Linked DNA regions of Homo sapiens: region 2 is linked to region 1. Evidence: read pairs that join two places in POLR2A ChIA-PET (ENCODE). Cell type or tissue: Panc1. All regions are shown on one strand. Each heading gives the region's core, and the rest is flanking DNA. Links, peaks and the distances in the headings are about the cores only.

Evidence for each region. Peaks named below come from ENCODE experiments on the same cell type or tissue, not always from the same donor. Only the 100,000 strongest peaks of a DNase experiment are listed, where the experiment ranks them.
Region 2: POLR2A ChIA-PET joins it to region 1 with 5 read pairs; 2 of 35 experiments call an interaction of 5 or more read pairs at or near these places.

The regions. Positions count from the first base shown.
Region 1 is chr6:163,395,094-163,399,500 of GRCh38, forward strand. No RefSeq gene overlaps it. Among named protein-coding and RNA genes, the nearest start is that of CAHM, 17 kb to the right of the region's middle. In Panc1, for the core only: no CTCF peak of the experiment used is centred there; no DNase peak of the experiment used is centred there; H3K4me3 peaks cover 808 bases; H3K27ac peaks cover 551 bases.
Region 2 is chr6:163,446,362-163,450,768 of GRCh38, forward strand. All of the region lies in intron 1 of QKI (QKI, KH domain containing RNA binding), which reads left to right. Among named protein-coding and RNA genes, the nearest start is that of QKI, 34 kb to the left of the region's middle. In Panc1, for the core only: no CTCF peak of the experiment used is centred there; no DNase peak of the experiment used is centred there.

The DNA of each region.
Region 1 (4,407 bases), core at 113-4,112:
TTTACTGAATACCCCCACTGATTCCCAGAGTTTTCTACAAAATGCCCTTCTGAAATACCTTCCAAGCAATGCATTACCTCCCCCAGGAGGAATCTGGAACAATTTTTTGAACTCTTTCACTAACTTTTTCTTTAAAAAATGTAGATACAGTTTTCTTTAAACTTAGATAGAGCCAGGTACCTATTCATTCAGACAAGTCAGTAATAAATGACTAGGAAATAACGCTGAGTATGACAATTCCCTGTCAGTGTAGCAGATGAAAGAAAACACTTTCTGTGTGAACATTCCATCTTAGTTTTTATTGATGAAACATAAAGACACCTTGGTTGTAAGCTAAGAATGTGTAATGCTGATTACAACAATAGTTACATAAATAGACCAGAGTCGGTTATTTATGTGGACTTCAAATAACAGATTTTGTTTGGAGTGGGGTCTGGGATGGAGAATAGAGTACGTTCTGTACTTTCATGTGAAAGAAATATTATCAACAACTAATTTTCAGTTTGTCACAAAATGCATAGGGAAGCCTTCCGTATGCTTCAGGGAAGTTGGAGATTTATTTCTGCTTTGCCTCCCTTCAGCTAGAGAAGCAGTGTGGGCCTGAAGCAGGATTTCCCAATCTTTTTGTACCCTGTGAGGATGGATGAAGAGAGCTACGCTAATTATTCATTGCTTGAATCAAGAAGGAATTTTTGAAAATAACAAAATCTTCATATTTTAGTATATTAAGATCTAGAAATGAAAACCAGTATCCGTTGATGGGTTATATTAAAAAAACACACACACAGAAAAAATACACTTTTCAACCTACTGTCATGATACACAAATTTGAAAGTTAGTGACAGAGCCCTGGGCCCTTCCGGACCAGGGTCTGATGGGCTGCTTGGGCATTCTGTGTTCACTGAGAACAGAAAGGAAGGGGCAGGCGAGGGAGATGATTAAAGGTTGGAAAGATGACTGTTGCTGGCAGTGTGATATTAAGGCCATTAACTGAGGTGTCTGCACCTCAGTTCCAGTGTGCTAATATATTATCCTATCTGTTAAAATATCATAAAGATTACCTATAATTAAAGATGATTTACACTGTAAGCCATAACTCGATATAATTTCATGCAAACACATTTAGGGTGAATTCATCTTAAAGTGGAATTTAGCTAGCCTAATGAAAACAGCATCTAAAAGCCACAGAAGAGACAGAGGGAAAAAGACAGCGAAAACGGCGGTATAATACAAACCCTAACAACTCCTTCTGGGATCCAGACTCACATGATCTGTGGTGAAGGAATTTGCCTAAAGCCCTGCTTAAACAAACTATTGATGAGTTCTTTATTTTCAAATTTACAACTTATTTCCAACATTTAAACTCTGTCCTTAACTTTTTCTTCACCACTGGGAAGAGCCAGGCCAGGCAGTTCTGCGTTTGCAATGGCCTTGTCTTATTTTACATTGGGACTGACTGGAAACAACAGTTAGATTTGCAACTCCAGAAAGCAAAGATGAAACTTTGTACTTTCTTTTGTATCAAGCTGTACCATTTATTTCTCCCCTGGCAACAGATTTCAAATCTCTCCTCCTCCCCCTCTCTCCTTCCTTCCTTTTCATGGGAACTGCTTGGTGAGTGCCGAAGGAGGATCTGACAAAGCTGATTGTGTGTGTGTGTGTGTGTGTGTGTGTGTGTGTGTGTGTGTGCAGGTGCGTGTGTGTGTGCATGTGCGTGCCTGGTTTCTGTGTCGGTGTGTGCAGGCACGCATTAATTAACGTAATTCCTCAACATCCAACAAGAGCGCATCAGAAACCCGGGAGAAAAAGCCTCATGCATATTTAGATGAGACTTCTACCTTCCAACCGGCGTGAAAAGAGTATTTAGAGGGGAGTTGGTCTGGGCTAATCTGCATGTGAATCAGGGGGGTGGACAAAAGGATGAAAAGGTGGTGGAAACTCGAACACAAACCCTGCGGTCTCCAGGGGGTCATTCATCTTGCCCCGGTCGACATCCTCGCGGCCTGGCTTCCTTCTGCGCATGAGCGAACAGAGCCTTTTCCCAAAGACAGTTGGCAAAGGGTGCGTGTGCTTTGTTCTGTCGGGCACTTTTTTAAGAAACAAAATTTCTTTACCCGTTCTATTTGACTGACTTCTTCAGGCTTCTTAGCTGCTGCTATCCATAGGAATGATGCAACTATTATTTAGTAATTTATACAAATATACAAGACAGAAATTCATTGTGATAAAATATACTTAAAAATTACCATATGACCATTTTAAAGTGTACAATTCATTGGCATTAACTACATATACAATGTTGTGTAACCATCACCAACGATTTCCAGAACTTTGTCATTATCCCCAGCAGAAATCCTGAATACTTTAAACAGGAACTCCCAGCCCTCCCCTCCCCACAACATGAACAAGATTGATTAGGACTCTGTTCTTAGAGACTCTTCACGGAGTTAGTCTCCTGACATTTGATTTCGGAGGAGCTGGGGTGTGCAGAGCAAGGGAGAGTGAAGGAAGCCAAAGTTCAACAGATGAGAGGAGGGTAGGAAAGTCTTTTTTCCTTAGCGTGGTTTCACTGGAATAATGAACTCAGAGCCTGGAGATGAATATGGAGAAAGAAAACCTCAATGTCAAATGGCCAGGCTGGTTTTCACCAGCATGAAAGACGAGGAGAGTGACAAAGTTAAGCAACTTTTGAAAATTTTCTATTTTGATAAGGGATTGGTTTATACAAGTAAGAATTTCAAAATAAAATCCAAAACAAAATTAAAAAATACAAGCCTGGTATTCTAGTGTTTGAGACACAAGTGGAATATACACTTTACAGAACTAGCCCATCAAATATTTGGGGATAGCCTGTATTTAATCAAAAGACTAAAGCGAAGGCTGGGAGGATAGTCTGTATAACTAATGGTAAAAATTAATTTATGTTTCTGATTTTGTAAATCTCTGGGGTTGCAACTATGTTGCTTTAAATGAAAAACAGATAAAAATATCATTAATTAAATTCTAGTACAAGGAAACACATTGTGAAGGAAATTTGCAGATTTCCAAACTCCCCAAATTCACCATTTACTTTTAAAAATCTTTAATAGGACAAAAGTTCAGCACAATAAAACAAAGGGGCAGTTCTACTGAGTTTGTGCTAATGGGACCTTGTTTGTTCTAGTGTATATAGCAAGACTCCTTTCCTAAGAAGGAGTATTATCCATGGAGACCACGTGTGAGTGACTAATACTCTTCTCCCCTCAGTGGAAGCCATGCCTGTTACAGTCACTGATTATTTAAGGAATTTTAATATTTTATGTAATGTGAAGATGAGATTATCGAGACAGCTCTCAAGGCAGGTGTTAGAGGGAGTGGGGCTGAGGCCCAGGGAACTGGAGGTAATGGGCAAAGCTGGTAAGTTGGGAAGTACTGGGAAAACTGGCTTTAATCAGCTTAAACACAAAGGAGGCTTATTACCCAGGTAACTGAGGAAGGTGAATCAAACATTAATGGATGCTGGAGTTGAAACGACGCCCTAAGGAACTGTTCTTCCACATTGGCTCTGCTTCCCCTGTGCTGGCTTCTTTCTTTGAAAGAATCCATAGGATATCTGCATCCTCTAAAGCCAGCAATCTCACCCAAAAGGAGAGATCCCCTTCTCCTGAATGCTTCAGCAATAATTGATTAGGCCACAATAACTGATTATGGGTCAAGAGGCTGCCCCAGAACTGATCATGTGGCCAATGGCTCGGAGCCTCGGCTGTGTGTGCACTGCCTGCCAACTTGGTGGTGCAGAAATTAAGCCACAGCAAATCATGTTGTAGATTCTCACATAAGAGAGGGAGTTTCTTACGGGGAGGAGGAGGAGGAAGTAGAACCTGCTGAGCAGACCACAGCTGTATCTCCCACAAGGCACTGCAAGGCTGGCCCTTCCCTGAGCTCTGGACACACACGTGTTAGTAAAAGCTGGCTAGGCTGCTCGCCAAGTGTGTGAAGGCTTGTTTCTTATTTACGCAACGGAACCGTGCAGTGGACGGGCCTGAAGGATGACCTTCTCCATGCTCTCATTTTGGGACTCACATCTTCAACACATCTCCTTTCCCTCTAGCCTGAATGAGACAGCTGATGGTGAAGGCAGGGGCCGGATTTGTAGGCCAGGCTGGAAGGAGTACAGCTCCTATTCCACTGGCTGGCACTCAGACACATGGCCATATGGGAGGTGGGAAATGGAAATAGTTATGTGCCCAAGAGCAAGAGAAAACCAATTTTGAACTGCTATCAATCTTTGCCTCTTCCCACTACTCTGCAAATGGGTCAAAAATCTAGAGGCACTTGGCCAGGCGTGGTGGCTCACGCCTGTAATCTCAACACTGGGAGGCTGAGGCAGGCGGATCACCTGAGGTCAGGAGTTCGGGACCAGCTTGA
Region 2 (4,407 bases), core at 288-4,287, 51 kb after region 1:
TAAGAGTTTATTTTTATTCTTTCAGAAATATTAAAGGATTGGGAAAAGAGTTGTTAATAATAATTGCTGGATTCTCAGGTATTTCTTTTTACCTGGATTCTGATGATATCAAACTAACTTGCTGTTGCATCTTCTTCGGATATTCATTAAAATGTTACTTAACTAGTTCGCCATTAGATTTAAATTTACATTTCAGTACAGTGACTATTATATATAGATGGGGACTGGCTTCCCCTGAGTATCCTAAGAAACGACATGACCAGAAGACCACATTTTCTATTAAATAAATAATAGTTAAATATTAACGTGTAAAAGTAAACAGGTTTAAAAGTAAACTCTTTTTTGGTAAGTTGAAACAAAAGTCAGTTTAAATGAGAAAGGCTGCCTATCCAATTAAGTAACTGGTTTTTCAAAAGTGAATGAAGGCCCTCCCCACCAAGTCCCCCGCTCTGTTCTGTTCTTTTCAGTGACCTATTTTACTTTCTGTGTCTACTGGCAGTATCCGTTTATTCATTCAGGATGTCACTTTAGGAACCTAGACCTGGAGTTCATCTACAGAACTGTGTTCTGTTAAAATGGAGTGAAAGAAAAGGGCTAAAAAGACTTTCTTTCACACGCTATTAAAACAGTGAACATACTGGTCTACACTTATTATAGTACAGCCAGCAATACATCAAAAGGTGGCTTATTCCATTTTATTTCCATTCTCTAATTACCGTTTCTTAAAATGAATTTTAAGAGTTTCTTATGCCAGGAAATCCTCTATGAAACTCTTAAGTAAAGCTGGTTAGACTAGCTGTGACTTGGTCCAGTTTCTTTTATTTTTTTGATTTACCTTTTCTTTATTTTTATTGATAGATATTTTACATATTTATGAGGTGCACGTGATTTTTTTTTTTTTTTTTTTTGCTACATACATAGAATGTGTAATGATTAAGTCAGAGTATTTGAGGTCTCCATCACCTTGAGTATTTATTATTTCTGTATGTTGGGGATAATTCAAGTTCTCTCTTCTAGCTACTTTGAAATATACAATGTATTAGTTAACTGTAGTCACTCTAATCTGCTGTTGAACAGTAAAATTCATACCTTTATCTAATTATATGTTTGTACCTATTAACATACTTCTCTTCATCTCTTCTCCTACTCATCCATCCTTCCCAGCCTCTGGTATCTATAATTCTACTCTGCCTTTATGAGCTAACTTTTGTAGCTTCCCTGTATGTGTGATTGAGGACATAACGATATTTGTTAATTCTTTAATCACTGAGCATTAGTTGTTTTTTCTTTTTATTTTGAGGGGACAGTAAAAAGGGTATTGTAATATATCCTCCTTCAGATTCTGGTGAAGACCAGTTGAGTCATGTAAAAAATAACTAGATCGCTTTATTTTTAGAGTTGGGAGGCAATGAATTATAACATCTTTATTATGCTACTGTTTTTATATAGGCAGTCCCATGCTTGCAGTGTTTTGATGTAAGCTTTTCTGCTTTCTACTCTCCTAATAGGTGATTATTGTAAGAAAAATTTATATAATAACATGAAAGCGAAATAGTCCTCGTAAATTCATCTCCCAGAGATGATTACTGTTAATAGTTGTATCTTTTTTGACTTTGTTGTGTCTACCAAAAAAATGTATACTTAAATATAAATTTGATCATACAGTAGAGGTTCTTTTCTATAACCCCAGGAACGTGTGTGCAACTTACTGTTAGGTACTTCTGTAATACAGAACTGCTGCTGAGAACAATCAGGAAAATCGAATTAACATTGTTACAAAGTTTTTGCTGTTTTGTATTTTTGCATGTGAAATTTATCGCCAGTTGTGGACAATTGTTAGTTTTGGTAGTACAAAGAGGAGTTATGATTAATTTAATTTTGTAGTTTTTGTTTTTGGACTTAGGATTGTGAAGTACAGAGTACAATTTAACCCTTGGAATAAGGTTCCATCTAGGGAATTACTAATAGCTTGGGTTTTTTTTTTTTTTTTCTTGCCAGTTTGAAAGCAGTTACTTTGAAATTAAATCAGATTTATTTGGTTGTTAGAGTAAGCAAACATATTTCACTTAATAGTCTGTACTCTAGGCTAGGCGCAGTGGCTCACGCCTGTAATCCCAGCACTTTGTGAGGCCAAGGCGGGTGGATCACCTGAGGTCAGGAGTTCGAGACCAGCCTGGCCGACATGGTGAAACCCCGTGTCTACTAAAAAAAAAAATAATAATAAATTAGCTGACCATGGTGGCGGGCACCTGTAATCCCAGCTACTCGGGGAGGCCGAGGCAGGAGAATCGCTTGAACCCAGGAGGCGGAGGTTGCAGTGAGCTAAGATTGTGCCATTGCACTCCAGCCTTGGTGAAAAGAGTGAAACTCCATCTCAAAAATAAATAAGTAAATAAATAATACTCTAGTAACTTGCTTTTTAATCTAGTTGCTCTCTGTACCTTGTGAACTTGGCCTCTTAAAAAGAGCACAGTGAAGTTAAATTCCATGGGTGGTTCTCAGCTCAAAAATAACTTTAAAACTTTCTCTGTATTTAGTCAAGCCTTAATTAAAGTTTATTTCTTTTTACAGAAGAGATTGTTGTTAACCCTAAATTCATAAGGTTACACACCAGCCACCTCTTTATGAAGTGACAGTTCTTCAGTTTTAAATAGATTACTAATATTATTGTTTTAAGATTTAATGAGTATTATCTAAATAAAAACGAGTAATTTGTTATTAAGACCTAAAATAACTAAATCTTACTTTGCTGTTTGTGTTAGTGAGCTACTTTAATGTCTAGCAAGAGGTAGGGATTGCAGACAGTGTGGAAATACTGGAGCCTATTTAAGCTTCAGATGAAAGCAGTCATTTTAACTTACCTCATAAAATGTATTTTATGTATATCAAATTATGTATGTGTTTATATATACTTGTCGTTTTACTGACAACTAAGATTTTCCATAAGTTAATGGAAAATGTTAAAAAGCACAGTTATGGTCAAATGACACAGTGACCTTTTCATTCCTTTATTAGCTCCTGCTCTAGTACAATGATAAGGCAGATTTTGTTGATGGATTCAAATGTACAAAGAAACAGCAGATAGATACCCAGTGAAAAAATATATATGTCTATAACATCAGCATTGCAAGTTGAGCAATTGAATCAGCTACCACAACACTAAGTATAAGATGCATTTTATGTGAGTTTTTCTTCAGTGTTTTAAAACTGTTTTGTTTTTTTACAAATCCTGAAAGTAATTCTTTGGTGCATTTTGGCTTTGAATTTTACTTTTCATTAATATTTTGTTGCTTATGATTGAGTTAGTAAATAGTTTTTGTGTTTCATTTCCTAATTTTGATTTTCTTAGTTTAAATTTGCTGAAAAATTTCTAAACCAGAAAGTAATATAGAGCTGTATTTGATTCTTTGGCTTTCCAACATTGCAGTATTGATTTTATACACAGCCTTAGCTATGTATTTATATATTTTATGAAATGACTGCTCAATGCTGTAATTTAGATTTCTCACCCCATATTTTTTTATTCTCTTAACAGTTTTTCCTGTTCTTAATTCCAGTGTTCTAGTTTTCCAGTGATTGATCTGTTAGTTAAATCCAATAATTCATATATATGTAATTGGATTTAACATATGTGTGTATAACATATATGTATAACATATATATACACACACATATATATGTATATATGTGTATATATATATGTATTTCTTTTTTGAGATGGAGTCTCACCCTGTCACCCAGACTGTAGTGCAGTGGCATGATCTCAGCTTACTGCAGCCTCTGTCTCCCGAGTTTAAGCAATTCTCCTGCCTCAGCCTCCCGAGTAGCTGGGATGACAGGTGCCTGCCACCACACCTGGCCAATTTTTGTATTTTTAGTAGAGATGGGGTTTTGCCATGTTGGCCAGGCTGGTCTTGAACTCCTAACTTCAAGTGATCTGCCCACCTCGGCCTCCCAAATTGTTGGGATTACAGGCGTGATCCACCACAACCGGCCCAGTAATTCAGATATTAAAAGGATATGTACAAAAGTAGCAGAGTGCACGTACAATAATTTGGATACAGTAAAAGAGTAGTGGTAATGGAAAAGCCAAAGACAAACATGAGCTGAGGCTGTTGAAACATGAAACCTAAGAATTACTTTAAAACCTTTTAGTGAAATCCATAGTTGGGTGAATTAAGGGGAAAGAAAAAAGAATAAAGGTCACATAAAACAGAACTGTGCAGTGACATCGGAGCAGAATTAACTGACAGTTGAGCCTTAGTTTGGAAAAGAAAAAAAATCAAGATAATTAAAGCAGAGAAATGTGACGAGGCAGTAAGTAGTAACAGGTTTTCAGGCCTAAACAAAAAATAGTTTTCAGCGTAGTGAAATTCGAAAAAAAAAAAGTAAATTCAAAAAATTGTA